Regions from separate parts of the Homo sapiens genome. Here region 2 is linked to region 1. A link is a loop called in an ENCODE intact Hi-C map of the cell type or tissue named here. Cell type or tissue: heart left ventricle. All regions are shown on one strand. Links, peaks and the distances in the headings refer to the core of each region. The heading gives the core; the rest is flanking DNA.

Region 1 (17,801 bases), core at 7,736-10,235:
TGTAAAAATATCAAACAGTTTCAAAATTATTAATCATTAGGGAAATTCAAATCATTAGGGAAATTCATTATGTGATACCAATGTAAACCAAATAAAATGACTAAATTTTAAAGACTGACAGTACAAAATAATAGCAAAGATAACAAACAATTAGAACTCTCATGTATTACTTATCAAAATTTTACAGGCACTTTGGAAAAGAATTAGTCAGTTTCATATAAAATAGAACATACAATTCCATTCCTACATATTTACTAGTTTTGTCTAGCTTTTGTCCCTAGTTTCAAGGAAGGAGCCTCTAAATCCTGAGAATGTCCTAGTGGCAGGAGTATCTTTGTTTTTCAGGGTAGGACTCTCAGACCACACTTCTTGAGATTATGCTAATGAAGTGACTTATCGTGGGTCCTAGATGGTTGCACAATAGGGGCTAGTTATGCTGGAAAGACCAACCATGTGATTAGAGCTTTCAGGGTTTGGAGCTATGTGATATAAGCTCAAACTCCCAACCTCTAGGGATGAAGGGAGCCTGAAGATTGAATTCAATTATATAACCAAGGATTCAGTCAATCATGCCTACTTACTGAAACCCCACTAAAAATTCTGAACACCCGAAGCTCACATGTCACCTGGACACCTGAAATTACCATCAATGGTTGGTGAAACACACTGAGGCCCCGGGAAGGTAATGCATCTGGGGACATGGAAAGTTCACGTTTGGGACTCTTCCAGACCTTGCCTTATATGATTTTTCCTTGGCTTGTTCTTATTCATATCCTTTTGCTATAATAAAAGTATAAGTATAGTGATTTCTTGAGCTCTGTGAGTCATTCTACGTAATTACTCAACATGAGGGGTGGTAGTAGAAACCCTAAATTTATAGTCAGTTGGTCAAAAGTGTAGGTAAACCACACTTTTTGGGAATCCTCTAATTTGTTCCTAAAGTGAGTGCAGTCTTGTCAAGGACTGTGCCCTTAATCTGTGAAGTTTGACCTGATTCTGGGTAGTTAGTGTTAAAATTGCATTAGGCCTAAGAAAAATAAAAACATATTCACATAAGACATTACCTGGATGTTCATAGCAGCTGTATATAAAATGACCCAAAACTGTAAATAACCCAAATATCCATACATAATGGAAGAATTGTAAAATAGTGGTATATCTATTCAATGCAATATTACGAGGTAGGAAAAGTCAGTTGATTATTGATATACGGGACAAATTAACAGATTTCAAAGGCATTGTGCCAAATAAAATAAGCTAGACAGAAGATGAATATTCTCTGGTTTGATTTATATGAATTCTAATGACAGCAGTAGATCATTAGTTACCAGGAGTTAGGAATAGAGGAAGGATATTTATTTGTAAAGAGGATTGAGGGAACTTTGTGGAGTGCTGGAAATACTTTATGTCATAACTGGTGTGGTGGTTGTAAGGCTTCATATACTATCTTGGTTCCAATGTCACACAAGGTGTAATAAACAATACCAGTCTCATAATGTAGATGTAACTCTAAAGAAAACTGTTAAATTTATTTATTTGGAGGTTATGTAGATATGTTTATTGTGTGAAAATTCATCAGAATGTATCTTGATTATTAATCCAAATGTTGGTATATATTTTTGATATATGCTCTATTTCATTAAAGTAGTTCATGTTTTTAAAATGTTATTTATTGTTTTTCCCTTGGTAGTGCTTTAGAGTTTCCTTTTTGTAGATGTTACACATTTCTTCTTGAGTGTATTTCTAGCCATTGTATGGTTTTCCTGATATTTTAATAGAAACTCCTTCATTATATTTTTCTACTTTATATTTGACATGTGCAAAACTACTAAAAAAATAATAATTTTGAAATTAACTATTTTTCTGAATATTGGAAATTGTTGGAAATTGTCTATTTCTAATCTTTCCAACTAGACATTTTTAGGTTTTCCATATATGCTACCAAACTATTGGTAAATAATGATAATTTCCTTGGCTTTTTTAACAAATGTTTATGGTTCTTGTTTCCCTTTTCTTATCAATTTCAAAGTTTTAGGACTATGAAAACTGGTAGTAGTAATATCTTACACTCTTCTCAACCTTCTTACTTGAATGAGAATTCTTCCAGTACTCAAATCTGAAATATGATGTTGGTAAGTTTAAAATGTACATCGGTCAGGTTGAAGAATAATCTTTTTCTTCTATTTTCATCAGATTATAAAATCAGAAATATGTATTGGACATTATCAAATGCATTTATTATAAAATCTTATTATTTTCCTCTTTGGGTAAATTACTATTTTGTATTATTGTAATTGATATTTTTAGTGATCCATCTTTATATTCCTGAATAAATTTCATTTGGTATTAGTGTATTAATATTCTGTAAAAAATTAGCTGGGTGTGGGGGCACATGTCTGTAATCCCAGCTACTCGGGAGGCTGAGGCAGGAGAATCCCTTGAACCTGAGGTTGCAGTGAGCTGAGATCGTGCCATGGCACTCCAGCCTGGGTGACAGACCAAGACTCCATCTCAAAAAAAAAAAAAAAAAGTGTTTTGTTTACCATGTAAGCATCTTTAATCTGTAGTTTCTTTTTTCTATGATTTCTTAATCAAATTCAGAATGCAGGCTGATTTCTTATTTAAAAAAGTGGCACTTTTATTTTGTTCTCCATGTTTTACTAACATTGGCAATATCTGGTCTTTGAGGGTTTAAAATAACTTTCCCATGAAAGCTTTGGATCTCAAACTCAAGTGATTAGATGAGAGGTTTAGAAATTATGTTCTGTTGGGGAACCAGCTCCATCATGTTGGTTCTGAAGGATCAGAAACCAATGGGTTGAATTTACTGGGGAGCAAATTTTAACTCAACCTATGATACCCTCTTTACAATTAAAATAGTCTTAAAATGGTAAGAGAATTTTACAGAGCAGTGCATAGAAGAAGTTTATGCCTTCCTGGACAAAAGAAGTTGAATGATAGAGCTTTTATCTAAACTCCTTTTTCTTGTATCTCATTCAGTACCATTCAAATGTCATCCTCATTTGCAACTTTTTAGTGATAGGGCTTCGAAGAACACTCTCTCTCTTAGGGTCTCATTCTCCAAGGCCACAGCAGGCCCTGAGTCATCCTCACTATGAGTGTAGCCCACAGATATGTTCCCTGAAGAGAAACCAAAGAGCTCAGCATAGCAAATGTTCACCCACAGGGATGAAACAAGCCCTAACCCACAGAATTAAGCTGTAGGTTGTAGAAGCCAGAGGAAAAGTTTACCTGGGTGCCAACATTGAAGATCTGCTGAAGCAGATAGAAATGAGAGAATCAGAACAGAACTTCAACACAGCTCTATCAGAGAAAGAATAAAATGCAGAGATCAACAAAGTCCCATTCAAACTTATGTTAAAAACGCAAAATGCTATTAATTGAATTTATTGTACATTTGGCTCCCAACAGATCACATTTTGGTCCTTAATCCTGTTAAAAGATAAACTTAGGCACATTACAAGTTTAAAAAATTTGAGCATTCAGCAATTCATGAATTGGGCAGCATCAGATGGCAAGTAATTCATCACTCCACTAAGAAGGAGAGAGGGGAAACATTATAAGGTCTTTACAGAACAAAGACAAAGAAAATATTTGACCGGCCAAAGAAGAAAGTCCGTAGTTAAAAGCTGGCAATTTCTGATTGGTTAAGCTTAAGTTTCATTTTACTGTTTACATTGAATTCGGTTTTTGTTTACTTAAGTAGGAACCCAAGCCAGTGGAGCCATCTCAGCCTAATGACCTTCCAATTAATTATTTTAACAATACAGAATGCTTCATATAATACCAATATAAAATAATAGTTATACAATGCAGATGCTAAAATGTATTGAAGAGCAGTGATAGCTGATCATAACACATTTAGAATTCAGCAACTCATAGGAGAACGTGTTACTTTACTTTCTCATTGGGTTGACTTCCTGTCCATTCAGTATCATCTTAGATGGAAAACTGAAAATTATTTCTTACTTGGTCTGACTCTCTTTCCACTCTCTTTTCTACCTTCTTCTCTTTCAGCTCCCAGACTTCATCCTGCTTCAGCTCCTGTCATCCTGTGCTGTGGAATTCCTAAACCTCTTAGCTTGAGCCCTGCAACGATCTGATTTTCACTCCGTTCTAGGAAGGTTCCATTCTTCAGTGTGGAGCACATATAAGTAAGTGTCTATTTTTGACTAAAAGAGATTGCCTCTCATAGCGAAACCTTGTTATGTTGTTACACAAAAGTCCTCTTCACTAGCCATGAGGATGGACAAATATGAAGGCTGCCTCTTTCTGCAATAATAGCATGTAACACCCCACCCTACTTTGGTTACCCTTTGAATTTGCTACTTTGAATTTTTTCCACGCACAGTGATCATGAGGCAAATACTTTAACTAGAATGACACAGTCAGATTAAAAAAAGAAAAAAGAGGACAATGGCACACATAGAATTCACCTTAAACTTACTATGTCACCAAAACCTCTAAGTACAATTTTAAAAAAAGTTCTGTCACCATTTTCACCCACTCTGTGACAGCTACTAAATACACCGTAGGTATAAGATGAGAGAAAAGGGATAAAAGCCATAGCAATAACTTTTTCTTTTTTAAAAATACAGTACACTAATTGGGAGATATATAGATTAGTCTTCTGCATGCATATTTCTTTTAAGTATAACATTAACGAATAGCATTGCTTATCTACATATAAGTTTCAATCCAAAAGCATTTATTAGCCTCTCATTCTTCCTCTGGTACCTTCCCCAACTAGATTTCTAATTTAATTTATAGTTTAGTAATTATTACCTTGTTTCTTTTATGAAATTTCTGTCTTCACTGGTCAAGAAAAAAAATCAGAAACTAAAGATTTTGTACATAGAAATAGTGTGAGAGCTATACCACATACTACTAAGAACTCTACTGGGATTATTACTTCAGTAGTGGGAGAAAAATAAAAACATACCACTGCTATAATTTCTCTTTGAGTCCCCAATATTACATATTTTGTATTAAGGGACACTATCCAATTTATTCAATAGTTATAATTCATTGACTAAGAAGATAAAATCCACTAAAAATGAGTAAAAATTAATGTTAAAAACTGGCCAAGAAGTTTGACGGCCCCTCACTTTGGAAATTCTTTTTCTATATGAGTGCTCAGCCTTAATATTATGTATTAACATGAAGGTAGAGAGCAATCAAATACAAATCTATTTCATGGCAGGACTACCAGTACAATAAAATTTAATGGCTATCTTTAAAGGTTTTGGTATGAGTCATTCTGGGAAAAAATGTTTCAATTTACTTTTCAAGCTTCTGCCTAAAAGGCAGAGAGGAAAACTCACTCTGTCCTCAAAAATCAAGGAAAGTAGTTTAGTAGGCAGAGTACTTGTCATTTGACCCAAAAAACCTCATATTTTTACCAGAGTCAAGATAGAAAAAGATCAATTCAGTCTTTTAAAGAAGCAATGACTCAGAAGACCAATCACATCAGGACAGGACCTGCTGTTCAAACTGCTTAGATTTTACAAGGTGCTATTAGGTATACTTAAAGTTGATTGGCCTATAAATTGGCAACAAAAAATCCCTTGTGGTATTTCAACAAAAGAAGATATTTCTGTGAGTTTTACATGGCTCTCTCTTGGAGAGAGTGGTGAGGAAATTGCGCTTCAGTTCTGTTTCTTCATTCTCTTTTCTACTAGTAGTTTTAGCTCTGTGAGTTTCCTTCTTCAACTAGAAAAAGACAATTGGATTTATCATTACTAGCTCTAATTTTTAAAAAGACCTATAAAGCAAGGTCCTCTTTTCATTGTGACCACTGTTTAATTGATCTTTTCTATATACAACTGAAGTTTTTTTTTGCTGAAGTGTATATGACATGTTTCTTCCACTCAGGTTAAATGTTCTGCTCTCCAGGATAAATGGGAAAATATAAGACTGGAATCAAGCATTAATCCTGAGTGGTTTAGGTATAATATAATTAAAATGTATATGTATCAAAAATATTGATAAAAGCTCTCATTCTTGGAGATTAAATAATGTGTTTGGATGTGATTTTAGTTGTTTGTTTAATAGAAAAATAAATTTATAGCTTACTTTTAGAGATTTTTAGGCAAATAGTATAAGATAGAGATATAAAGTTCAGGCTTTGAAATAGAAAGACTGAGATTAGAATTTTAATTTTACCATTATTAGCCTAAGTTTTTTCATCTGAAAAATAGAGATAATACAAACATTAGATTTTGTTGAAATTGATGAACAAATGTAAATTGTAAACAATTGGTGAAGCAACAAATGTAAAATGTAAAAAGATGAACATCAATTGTAAAAAGTTGATAAACTAACAAAAGTAAAAAAAATGAACTAACATAGTGCTTTATGTGTAGGAGTTTCAATAAATACTATTATAATCAAAGCAAGCTGTCAGAGACCATCATTGCTTTTATCTGAACAGAGCAAAATATCAACTGCTAGAGCTCTCAGATTCTTCCAAGATCCATCCTGTGCAATTTTCAGCAGTTTGCAACCCAGTCACAGGCTTCCTTTTTCACTGGACCTTAGAATCCATTCAGATCTCAACTTGCACAGGGCCACACACCCCCTGCAAAGATGCCTGAGCTAAATTTCTACTAGCCTCAGCAACCTTACACCAATGCTATCCTCGAGCATTGAACAGTTCTCTGGACACCTGCAGCGAAGGTAGTTTTCAGCAGTTCTGGTTGAAAATCATTTTCACATTTCCATTATTTCGGGATTTTGTCTGGTTATTATCTCAGTGCCCCTCCTATCATGGTATTCTTATTTTTCATGTTCTTGACTCAATTACTTCCTTCCAAGTATTTCCATTGCACTGACTGAAAATGCATACAGTTCTATTTTCCTTTTTACTACCATTTATCGATTTCCTGGAGTCTCATTTATATTTATTGAAATACATGAATCATGTCTCATAATTTATCTCACTTACATGGTATCATGCAACTTGGAAGTAGAGATCATAAACTAGTTTCTAAGGATTCTGTCATCCTGAGTACTTTCCATTTCTACCTAGATGACCTACTTGATAAAACGGCTTCACTATTTCTTGAAGTCTACTAACTCCATTCAACTTCACCCATGCCTGCACACAAACTGGAACCCAGATTTTCTTATTACCTTTCCCTAGCATTCTTTCTACTTCACAAAGTTGCCTGTCTCCAAAAGCAGTGGCCGATTAAATGAAACCATATATGTTAGGCAACTAGCTCTGTTTCTGGCATGTTAAACAGCAGCTAAAAATAAACTAGTCAACTTTTCCCTCCAGTCTCAATTTCGGTAGGTGAACATATTCCTCCATGCAACCTTAAATTACATATTTAAATGATACTACTCAGAATGTCATATATCATGTAGGAAATTGTAAACTTGCCATTACAAATAATAGACTATACTCAAAACAAAACAGTTATTATCCATTCACGCATATCATGCTTATGTCTGTTTCTTTTCTTTTGTGAAAATAACTTCTTACTTTTCAAAATATGTGATTATGCAAAAGTTTCAAGCAAAATTTTCATATTTACCTTCAACAAATAGATCCTGTACTGAGTCATTCTGGGGGATTAAATAATGTTTGGATGTGATTTGTAGTTGTTTACTTCAATCGAAAAAATAATTTGTAATGTTTACTTTTAGAATCAAAGTTAGAAATATCCTTTAAAGTTCATCTAGACCTGTTCAGTGTTCTAAAACAGTGACAAGATGGTCTTTAAAATGAAGATCTGTACCAGTGACAATAGCCTGTTTCCTCCCAAAATCTTTCAGCGTAACACTGCAAAGAGCATTAGTAGAAAGGAAAATACCTAATTTCTACTCTCTGATGTAATCTTCATCTTTATGTGAAGAGCACAAAGATGACTTAGTGTTGCCACAAGAGTGTTCCCATCATATCTCTCAAGGGATGATAAACGTCAGTTGTACTCACCCCGAATTATATTATTTTTGGCTTCCTTCATAAATCAAACCTGAAACACTATTGATGTGTTATTATAAAAGAAAATATATAAACTAGGGAAAATATTAGCAAATTGGAAATTCTCAGCATATTGCAATATGTTTAAATGCCTCACTAGAGACTTACCTGGAATTCATGTTATTATGATTTGTTTTTATGTTCTTGTTTTCTATTCATCGCCTATTGATCGATTGACATTTCTCAGTCATTGAAAGGCCTTGCTCCTGCTCATGCTCGAAGCATGAGGAGAAAACAAACAGCAATTCACCATTCTTCTTGTTTTTCTACCTAATAGAAGGTAATGGGTTTTTCTAGAAAACTGGTTCTTGCTGGCTAACTTTCTACCTAAACGCCATGAGCTTTCTTTTAATCTTTAAGGCTCATATAATTGTATATTCAGTAGGATAAAAAAATTTGAATGCTTTTGATGGACTTCCAAGGACATGAACTCAGGGATATTATTGATGTTTTCATCTTTGCCATATCCCTGATTCCTTTGTACCTTGTACATGCTTTTGACATCTTTAATGACCACTAAAATCTCTTCAAATACAGTACATTAATTATATGTATATTCCAATACATTTGGTTTTTTTATGGCTATTGAAATACTGCATGTTGACGTGGACAATAAAAGTCAAATGGGCATTTTTTTCTCATGGTCTAATAATAGTGAAACAAGAAGTTACCACTACAATTTTAATTGTTTAAAGTTACAAATTGCATGCCTTACATTCCACTTAGGCAGTCAACATTTGTAGAAACTATTAAAGTCATTGTTATAGTGAATTTTTAACTTTGAATATATATAAGGAGAAATAAAACAACCAGTGAAAACATATACAAAGGTAACTCTTGGCTGTCTTTCTGCCCTGTTCACATCTTCCTTAGCACCTAAGAAAGTAAAGTAAGCTATATGGAATTTGTGCCCCTGTAGGTAAAGCATGAAGAAAAATTCTCTCTCAGTCTCCAAGGGATAAAATAATGTTTGAGAGAAAATATATAAAACTCTCTCTAATACCTCAAAGTAACTGAGCAAATTTTTCTTACTTTTCTTCTCCTTTAGTTCAGATTTTTTGAAAGAAAAGTTAATCAAACTAGGAATTATATAGTGAAAAACAATTACGTTTTTCACTTAAATGATTTTAGCTACTACAAATTCATCATGTTACCTCTAGTATGTATCACTGCACTGACATTCCCAGCAGATGGCAATGTTAAGACTTAATGTTATTGTTTGATTTATTATAGGTATGCATCTATATTGGAGAAATGAATGCTAAACAAACGAGGTATTTGTTAATAAAATTTATTTCATTCTCCCTTTTTTCTTTGTTGAATTTATACATGTTTATATCATTTTTTAAAATTAAGTTTGGCATTAACTTCAAAGAAAGTAATGGTTATTATTCAAAGAAAACCACTTAGTAATATCATTGTTACCAGTGGTTAGAAAAGCCTCTTTTGAAGTAACTGACTCTTGAAAGCCTTAGGAAGCACTTAATATAAAATAAGATTTATATACAGTCCTGTAACACATAATAAAATAAAAACACAGGAGCTAATTAGAGATTGCTTATTAAGAATACCAGAAACAAGGAAATATGAAAAATTATCTGCAAGAACTATGTTCCCAAGACTTGAATACTATTAAGAAAGTGAAATGTAAAAAAAAAAAATTACTTACATAAAACAAAGGTGATAAAAAAAGATAAAAGAAAAACAAAGAGAATCGGTTAGTCAAGTCTTTTCTACCTTAAGTTTATTTCTCTGGCCAGCAGAAGAGTTCCCCTGCAAAATGATTATGATTTCTGTTTGTTTTGGTATTTAGTAAGCAACTGTTCCCAAGATAAGATTATGATTTACACCAGTACTTCTTAAAATGTGGGTCTGCGGAATGGTGTTGCTCCACAAATTATGTGCTACAAGTCAGAAACAAAGTCAGTTATAAATTTAGAACAAGCAGTCATAGCAATTTGGCAGCGTAACTTTGTTGAATCTGAGAGTAAAAAAACTAGGATATATATTTTGTATTTCTCCGTTTTATTCCATTTTTCTGGTAATTTATTTTTAAAGTATTTTACAAAAACATTAATCCAGAATGGATTGGAAAGAGGCAGGGGAAAGTAGCCCTTTATATGGATGACTTTAAAATCACTGGTTTATCCCTTATACTGATATCTTTAGAATGATTACAGATTTTTCTTCTTTGCACAGTCATGCCTATGAAGCAGGAGCTCATTCTTTTGGATGCCACAATTTTTCCTTTCCATTGATCCAATAACATTGGGCCAAAAAGCAGTGAGGTTATATGTCATACTGAAGTCATACAGCTGACAGTGAGATTTTTATATGTATTAGCCTATGTCATTTTCATTTCCTGGTTACTGAAAATCAAGCTTCCTTAATGTTAAGAATGGCCTGAAGTCACATTGAATTATAGTGTATTATACCTGAGATGTAACCTTCTAGAAACATTTAGTAAGCCTCTACTCGATATTACACAATGTCTCAGTCTTCAAAATAAGTTCAAAACCCTGTTTGGAACAAAGATAAATCCACTGGAAGCAATTATTATTATTATTATTATTTGAGACAGGGTCTCGCTGTGTCACCAAGGCTGGAGTGTAGTGGCACCATCTCTACTCACTGCAACCTCCACTTCCTGGGCTCAAGAGATCCTCCTACCTCAGCCTCCTGAATAGCTGGGACTAGAGGCGTGTGCCACCACACCTGGCTAATTTTTGAATTTATTTGTAAAGATGAGGTCTTACTAGGTTGCCTAGGCTGGTCTGGAACTCCTGAGCTCAAACCATCTGCCCACCTCACCTCCCAAAGTGCAGGAATTGCAGGTGTGAGCCACCACACTCAGCCTAGAAAAAATTAAACAATAGAGATGCCACAGTTAAGTGCTAAAGTTTGTGCTGCACACTCTAAGTAGGAAGGGAATAGAGGGAAAAGGAAACCAAGTAATAACCACTAATTTACATGAATGTAAGTTAATGGATATGATGTCCAGCCTGATGGTTAGCACATGGCAGATACTCAACACTATTTCTATTTTGTTTGTTTTTAAAAAGGGCTTGATCAGGGCTCTCTTTGAAAGGATGAGAATACTTCATAAAGAAAAAAATGAAAATTCCATACAAAAGATTGTGCATTTGTAATGATGATCCTTATGATACTCTGAGCATTCATTCAGGGGAACAGAGAGGAACAAAGGTGGGAATGAAGAGAGAGTTCCGTAGATGATATTTTGTTTACTGTGATCTATAACCTCTGGTCTCCAAAAAAAAATTCACAACCACTTCTATGATTAAACTATTATGCTTATTTCAATATTCCCCTGTCTTTGCAACAAAACTATTCAGCTTGTGACATGGAATAAGATACAGCAATGATTCCCATTCTCCTTGAATGGGAAACGGTAATGATGTGTTGGGTTTTTATTGTTTTTTTTTTTTTTTTTCAAAAATACAACGACTGATGTAAGTGATGACACAAGTAACCTAATCATTTGTTTCCTTCCAGTTAGTTTAACCAAAGTGGAAACTATGAAAGAGAACACAAATAGTAATCATTATTTCCTGTATTTCAGCCTTCCTCAGCTTCTGTCTGTACATTAGCAAAGTTCTAAGGGTTTCTAAACTTTCATCTTTTTCCTCGCTTTGTAATTTGAGCTTGATTGCTCCCTCTCTGCTACGGAAGAAAACATATTCTATAATCTTTTTAAAAACATGGTAAACGTATCATTCTATATAAAAACAATCTGAATAATAAAAATAGAGGTCTATTTTATTTCCATTTCTCCTTCCTTTTCGTTTCTGCGGTACAGATCATGCCTTTGTATCTGACTTATTTTCCGCAGGTAAACCTGGCCAGGCCTTGGCACCATAGAATAGAGTTTCCTTTAAAAGCTGTCAGGCGTTTCCCTGACAAATATATACTTGTAATTGGATCTCTCTGCTTTAGTAATAGTGATTCCAGATGGCTGCTTCTAGAGGAAGCAAGAATTTCCGGCTCCACAATGGTGTGGTTAACAGAGCTCTTCCCCTAGCCGCTCTTAAGTCGAAGAACTGTGTGTTTCGAACTTCCTGATTGATCAAGTATTATAAGAAGAGTTCAGGTTTTAGACAGGTTCCTTTGGGGGAGAACTGTAGTTGAAGCTCTTACTGCTGCAAAGATGCCCATGAGGAAAACACAAAGTGAACTTTTCTCTCAGCACCAGTTAACAACCAGTGATTGTTAACTGTTTGGTCTCTTGTGCATCTATAGCAGAATATAAATAACGTTCATAGAGTTCAAGTCCTGAAGTTCAACACATGGTACTCTAAAGGATGTTAGGTAAAGTTACCAAATGCATAAACACATTAACAGCAAAGGACATGTGAGTTGGAGATTAAAGCTCAAGCATAAACTTGATATCAGTTCTTGTCAGCTCCTAAACTATTGCATAGAAAACACTCTTTCTAATCCAATTTAAGTCTTGCAGAAAGCTTAGAAGGCTAGAAAAGCAAGTATTTTACATCTATTTTATAGATGATGAAACTGAGGCTGAAAATTTAGGCGATAGAGACAGGGTAAATGTGCATCTGTATATTCCTATTTCAGGTCTCCTTCGTAAGCACTAGGCTGCCTCATTACATCAGCATCAGGGGAGGGATGAGCAGTGAAAAAAAAAGTCCTGATAAAAATAATGATGAAAAAAATAACAATAATAAAGCCACAGGTAGGTAGTTCTTTGTGCATTAAATTTGACGGTCTAAAACTTCCAGTTCTCTCCAAAGACCTATTCTTTTTTTTTTTTTTTTTTTTTTTTTTTTTTTTTTTGAGACAGAGTCTCACTCTGTAGGTCGTGCTGGAGTGCAGTGGCGCTATCTCGGCTGACTGCAAGCTCCGCCTTCCGGGTTCACGCCATTCTCCTGCCTCAGCCTCTGAGTAGCTGGGAATACAGCCACCCGCCACCACTCCTGGTTAATTTTTTGTATTTTTAGTAGAGACGGGGTTTCACTGTGTTAGCCAGATGGTCTTGATCTCCTGACCTCCCAAAGTGCTGGGATTACAGGCGTGAGCCACTGCTTCCGGCCCGAAAAACCCACCATCTTGGCCGGGCACGGTCCCTCAGGCCTGTAATCCCAGCACTTTGGGAGGCTGTCGCAGGTGGATCACCCGAGGTCAGGCGTTCGAGACCAGCCTGACCAACATGGTGAAACCCCGTCTCTACTAAAAATACAAAAATTAGCTGGGCATGATGGCACGTCCCTGTAATCCCAGCTACTTGCGAGGCTGAGGCAGGAGAAAAACTTGAACCAGGGAGGTGGAGGTTGCAGTGAGCCAAGATCCCACCATTGCACTCCAGCCTGGGTGTCACAGCTAGACTCTGTCTCAAAAAAAAAAGAAAGAAAGAAAGAAAGAAAAACCCCACCATCTTTTATTATTTACGACTATCTTAATTTGGTTCTTGCAAAAGGAGACCCTTAGACAAGATTTTGGGTGTAAGTAGTTTATTTGAGGAAAATACAATGAGAGGGTACAGAAGTAAAGCACAGAAGAGAAGAGGACCAATAAAAAGTGCATCAATAAATGGAGTTACCCATTGTCTGTGAGAAGTTCTGCATGAAGGGACCCTGTGAAACAGTGCATAAAACAAAACATAATTTTCTCACTAAGGAGAGAGGAAGCTGGAATGTTATACATGAGCTCTTGTTTCTCATTGCCTGAAGGTTACTCATGGAGCATTAACTCCCTGGCATTTCTGGTTTGACTCCTCTGTACGGACAAAGAAGGCTCAAAGGATATACAAAACTTTTATGCAGAGAGAGAAATAGAAAGCCATAGTGGATGGGGGAAGCTTCAAAGAAATAAGGGAATATGAACAGGGTACCACCAGCATTTGCTAAAATTACCTGGAAGGAAGTTGACACGAAAGGGTGCTTTGATGAATGTGAAATATATTACAACAGTGAGTCAGAGAAGTTGACTTTTCTGTTTCCTTAAATATTCGATATGAGTGTGTGTGTGTGTGTGTGTGTGTGTGTGTGTGTGAAAGAGAGATGGTTAATTTCATGTGTCAACTTGACTGGGCTAAAGGTTGCCCAGATAGCTAGTAAAACGTTATTTCTTGATGTGTCTGTGAGAGTGTTTCTAGAATAGATTAACGTTTGAATCAGTAGACTAAGTAAAGAAGATTGCTCTCACCCATGAAGATGGGCATCACTTAATTTATTGAGGGCCGCAGTAGAACAAAAAATGGAGCAAGGGATAATTTGCTGTCTCTGATTGATCTAGGACATCTATCTTCTCCTGCCCTAGGACTTCCTGCTCCTTGTTCTTGGGCCTTCAGGTTTGAACTGGACTTATACCACTGACTCCCTGCTTAGACTAGAACTATATCACCATCTTTCCTGAGCCCCCAGCTTTCAGACAGCAGATCATTGGCCTTCCTAGCTTCCACGATCAAGTGAGCTAATCTTTCATAATAAATCTCTTTCTGTATGTGTTCATATATTCTATTGGTTTTGTTTGGTCTCTAGAGAACCCTAATACAGCATGTATGTGTGTGTGTGTGTGTGTGTGTGTGTGTGTGTGTGTGTATGTATTAACTTCCCTCAGTCAGATTTTATCCTACCACATCTTTTCAGTGCAGAGTTGTTTCAGTGGTCCAAAATTTTATGAGATGTCGAATTTTTTTCTATGATCTGAAACTATAATATTCTAAAAAATTATTGATGATGACCAGTGGAAAACAAGAATAATTTTATGAATAAACAATTCTCACAAAATGAATATAAATCAATGACAAACATAAAAAGATTAGTTTCATAATCAAAAACTATGAAATTTATCAAAAAGTTACACTCTATTGAAATATGGTGAGATTAAAAATATATTTATAAGGAGTATTTTTCGATAACAGAAAAATTATGGTGTCATGTTGAATTTTTAAAAGATTCAAAATTATATATTTAATTTCATATATATATTATGTGTGAATCTGTGTGTGTGTGTGTGTGTGTGTGTGTGTGTATGCCTGGAAGTAATTACACTTGAGAGTAGGTTATTTTAATTTTACTTCTGTGTTTATTTTCTACAATTCTATTTCTTACAATGACAATGTGTTATTTTTATACTCAGAACAGTTTTTAAAATCAAAATCAGAAATTTACTATATATGTATAATTTCAAACATCCTTGCATCATCTTCAATTATTTTACCTTCCAGAAAATTACCAAAACCTTTTTCAACTTACACATGTTTCTAATCTGTATCCACTGTTTGGATAACATCATTTGAACAAGTTGTACTTGTGGGATTTGGCAAATAATCTATATTCATTATGTTTGCCCTGCTCCATTTTTATGAAGTTGACTTTTACCTTTTCAGGCAACAAATTGTAATTGTTCAGCATTTCTCCTACAGAAGATTGTTTTATTTGTTATTGGACTTCTCCATAACTTTTAATTCATTTTTACAGATTTGTAATCACAAATTAATATAGAATTACAGGCTTAGGCTCTCTAAAGCTTTATAAAATAATTGTTTCATTTATATATTCATTTGTTTACTTTTTCTCTCCAAGGTAGAATGAACTACTACCAATGTAATGTATTATTATCATTTCCATAAACATAAACTATCTTAATTTATTAAAACTGTACTTAATAAAATTAGAGAGGGTGGTATATATACTAGTATGTCAAATGCAATGGACTTGACAGTCAGGAATTCAGTTTCTAGCAAGAGCTGCATTAACTCAAATGAACAGGATCAGTAGATATCTAATTACTTACCTGTTAATGTGGTCCTATACAATGCACTCAAAGCAAAAGTTTTCCTAAGTGCTTCTAACTTCAAGGACATCTAGGAGACAAAGTAGAATTTTCCATAAATTATGTAGGTTACATAGCATGGCCCTATCAACTTGTAAAATGTTTAGAATTCATGAAATATATAAATGCTACTATATTAGACAGGTCATGGCCATGAGTGCTCACCACAGCCTCAGATTTATTCTGGTAAAAGCAATAGCAGATCATTCTTTACATACAGATACTATCATTATGATATCCACTGAATGGCGTTGAGGCGAGGGCCTAAGTTATAAATAGCTATTTGTATGTGCTGGCATAATTACTACCAAAATGATGATTAACAGATTAAAACATTTCTACTCTCATATCCTTAGAATTAGATACACACATGTACATGTACATGCACAAGTACAGGCATATGAATATCATAAAACTGAAAAATACCCAGGAAGAGGGTAGGTAGATGCTACGAGGCAGTAAAGCCACGATTAAGCAGAAGTAGCAAGATGGAAGGATAGTAGATCCAAACACAGAGTGAAGCAGAGGCAGAAAAAAAGCTAAGTGTCAAGAATGGTCCCATTATGTAGTGACTGCTGGGCTACTATAAATGTGTAAGAAGTACAGGTGTATGAGAAGTATCCCTGAGTAATCAATAAGCCAAATCTAATGACCAGAGACAACCTGATATAACAGCTGTTGCCTGCAATCAGGGCCCTACACTAATTTAATCCTTGAGTTATACTATTATTATGGATAATAAATGGTTAGAAAAAAAGCCACAAAATTTTCAATATATGGGTAAAGAAACATAAGAATATATGTGATTTCATTTTATTTGAAATAAACGTATTTACACTAAAATTCAACAAAAGTCTATTTTAATACTGATGTTTAGATATAAGATTATACTTATTTATAGAATTGGAGTTAAAAATTTGTGGCCCTGTGTGTTAGTCCATTCTAGCATTGCTGTAAAGAAATACCTGAGATAGGGTAATTTATAAAGAAAAGAGGTTTAATTGGCTTATAGTTCTGCAAGCCGTACAGGAAGCGTAGCAGCTTCTGCTTCTGGGGAAGCCTCGAGAAAGTTAAAATCATGGTGGAAGGTGAAGGGGAAGCAGGCACATGTAACATGGCTGGAACAGGAGGAAGACAGTGGGGAGATACTACACACTTTTAAACAACCAGATCTCACGATAACTCACTCACTCATAATCGTGAGAACAGCACTGAGGGGATGATAAGCTATTCATGAGAAACTGCTTCCAAGATCCAATCATGAATTCCACCAGGCCCCACCTCCAACACGAGATTACAATTGATCATGAGATTTGGGTGGGGCATAGATCCAAACAATATCACCCTACAAGGTGGATTTGGCACTTGATTAAATTCTTGAGTTTTTGTTTATTTCTATGATTTTCTTATTCTCCTTATAGCTGAATCAGATTCTAACTACACACACACACACACACACACACACACACACATAGCTTAACACTTTTTCTTTTATTTCTCTGCTTCCTTTTTCTTTACTTTTATGTCTTTGGTAGCTTTTTTTTTTTTACAAGTGAAACACTGAACATCAGAGAGGCACTAAGCAGAATGTAATGTTTCAGTATTAATTTTGAGGTGCATGAAGCAAGAAAATAATAGTATTGATATTGACTTATATTGAAAAGTTTAGAGTGCATTTTCACGGTACAAATGCACATATATGAAGTGAATTTAAGGTCTTAAAGCAGGGGATAACAGAAGATTCGACATAATAATGATCACTTTGCTTTTGAAATATGATACACACCAAAAAGGATGTAATGATGGCCTTTTTTAGTATCAGGACACTATTGATACTGTAGAAATAATTTTATTTTTCCTTTCTCTCTTCACAAATGTGAAAAACAGAATATCTCTGGCGTCAAATTAAGAAGTAAGATCTGGGAGAAAAAAAAAACAATGAACGTACTAGGAATAAAATTACCTAACACCTCATACT
Region 2 (2,500 bases), core at 1-2,500, 500 kb after region 1:
GAGGCCCTGTGACTTTCTGGGTAGAACTATTCTTTTGTTAAGAATCACTGGCTGTACTCAAGTCAGTTTGTGACTATAGAGATTCTTTATTTTCTCCTTCAGTGACAATTGAATTTTTTTGACTTACCATAACCGAGCTAAAAGAAATGAAAAAGAATCATTAATTTTTAAAAAAGAAATGTTTCTAAAAATTGTAATGTAAAATTATGTTGAATTTTGTTGAATGATTTTGTTATTCGGCACCAACAGAGACAAAGACTTTGCAGTTTAGTAATGTCATGACAATATTCAGGCATATCGGAGGTATAGTCTTCTGTTTAGCTACTCAGATTTATTTATTTTATTATTTTTTTAGAGACAGGGTCTTGCTCTGTTGCCCAGGCTGGAGTGCAGTGGTACGATTATAGCTTACTGTAGAGTCAAACTCCTGGGCTCAAGGAATCCTCCTACCTTAGCCTCTTGAGTCGTGGGACTGGAGGCGTGTATCACCACACCATTCTAATTTAAAAAAAATAAAAAATTAGTAAAGAGGAGGTCTTGCCATGTTGCCCAGGCTAGTCTCAAACTCCTGGCTTCAAGCAGTCCTCCTGCCTTGGCCTCCCAAAGTGCTGGCATTACAGGCATCAGCCACCAGGGCTGGCCTCAGATTTATTTTTAAAAAGTCTTTACAAAGGACGCATAAATTTCCAACTATATAAATGTGGGCTGTGCAGTGACTTCCTTGCAAAGAGTATACTATGGGAAGGAGGAGAAAAAAAGAAACTTAACAGTGAAGAAGTCTGATAAACAATACCACGGTCAGGTAATTAAGGTCAGCAACAGCAGTGATGAATCATGTTGATAGCATGGATCCTTGATATGATGTGGTCAAAATGACACTTTACTTCCGTGGTCCTACTCCTCAAAACTTTTAACCCCAGGCTAATTATTTTTAAAAATTAGACAAATCCCAATAAAGAAACATTCTGTATAATCTCTAACCAGTACTTTACAAAACTGTCAAAGTCATCAGACACAATGGATGTCTGAGAAACTGTCAGAGCCAAAAGGAGAGTAGGGAGACGTAATAATAAAAACTAATACAGTATCCTGCATGAAATCCTGGAGAAGAAAAAGGACATTGGGTATAAACTAAGGAAATCTGAATAAACTATGGATTTTAGTTAATTAACAAAAGCCTTATACAATGTAACTAAGTGTGAATGTGAACGCAAATCCATTATCTCAGTTAAAGACAGACTAAATGATAAAGCTGCTGAGTTCATATTAAATTGTCAAATGATGACATCAGCAATTCGTACAAAGGTAAGTAATGTTAGGAGGAAAATGGCTTACAAATAAGTTTAAAACTATAAATACTAGCATTCAGAAACAGAACAATATCAAAGCATGATAGATAGTGTTGTAAACATTAAGTCTAAATCTTCAAAGAGCTAGTAACTTAGACTTGGAAACTGCCCAGTATTTTAGAACAGAATATTGTTTATCCTGTTAAGGCTACTTGATTAACTGTATGGCTTTTATAACAAATAGAAATTAGGTTATGCTGCATTAAAACACATAGACACACACACACAAACACACAACATTATGCAATAGGAAGTGTTACGTACAAATTGAAATACTTACTGGCTTTTCGATGCTACTTTATCTACCAGACAATATGGAAAACTTGTAGTAACAGAAACTTAGTTTTTGCCAGAAGTACAGACAGACTTTCCTAGATATAGTTCATTGTGTTTCAAGAAAAATGTTTAACTTGAGAATCTTTTCCATGTGTAGTATTAAGGAAAAAAAAATAGGCTTAAATCAGTTTGTTTTAAACACACAATTATTTTTTTAAAACCCCACCTGATTTAATTGGTTTGCAGGAAAATAGACTACATACAAGATACATGTTTGGAACAAAGCAATAGCTAAGTATTAGAATGTACAAAGCTCGAGCAAAAAAATTTATAATATAGAGATCCAAGAGCAATGTGCATTATTGCATTATGTGTTTCTGGATTCCTCATAAAATATAGATGGTTTTCTTGAAGAATATCTGCATTTGATTGTCTTTATACTATACTTTTGCTGTTCTTTTTTCTTAGCCCCTTTCTGCAATATGTAGGAAAAACTTATCAGTCTTTTCTTTTCGTAATACTACCCTTGAGGGACAGTATGAACTATTTGCTTCTATTAATCAGGGTAAACTAAGGGAATTCATTTTAACAAATGTATGGTGCCAGAAACCTTCTTCCAACCAAATATATTCTTTAAGAACAGAGAACACTCTGCACAGCTAATAAACAGCGGCATCTTTCTCTTTTTCTGTTCTAGTGCACTGACAGGCAGAACTCACCAGTCACATCACCAGGATCCTCTCCCCTTGCCCAGAGAAGAAAGCCACAGCCTGACCCACTCCAGATCCCACATCTAAGCCTGCCACCCGTGCCTCCTCGCCTGGATCTAATTCAGAAAGGCATAGTTAGATCTCCCTGTGGCAGCCCAACGGGTT

What was found. Hi-C counts contacts between places; a loop is a spot of excess contacts. Peaks named below come from ENCODE experiments on the same cell type or tissue, not always from the same donor. Only the 100,000 strongest peaks of a DNase experiment are listed, where the experiment ranks them.
Region 2: it touches region 1 in a loop (2.9-fold over the local background); 5 of 110 quality-filtered maps call a loop at or near these places.

Annotation. Positions count from the first base shown.
Region 1 is chr3:106,200,567-106,218,367 of GRCh38, reverse strand. No RefSeq gene overlaps it. Among named protein-coding and RNA genes, the nearest start is that of CBLB, 340 kb to the right of the region's middle. In heart left ventricle, for the core only: a CTCF peak has its summit at 9,190 (motif pointing right); no DNase peak of the experiment used is centred there; H3K4me3 peaks cover 248 bases.
Region 2 is chr3:105,703,996-105,706,495 of GRCh38, reverse strand. It overlaps CBLB (Cbl proto-oncogene B), which reads left to right. Exons shown (of 19, transcript NM_170662.5): 11 at 2,323-2,500. Among named protein-coding and RNA genes, the nearest start is that of CBLB, 160 kb to the left of the region's middle. In heart left ventricle, for the core only: no CTCF peak of the experiment used is centred there; no DNase peak of the experiment used is centred there.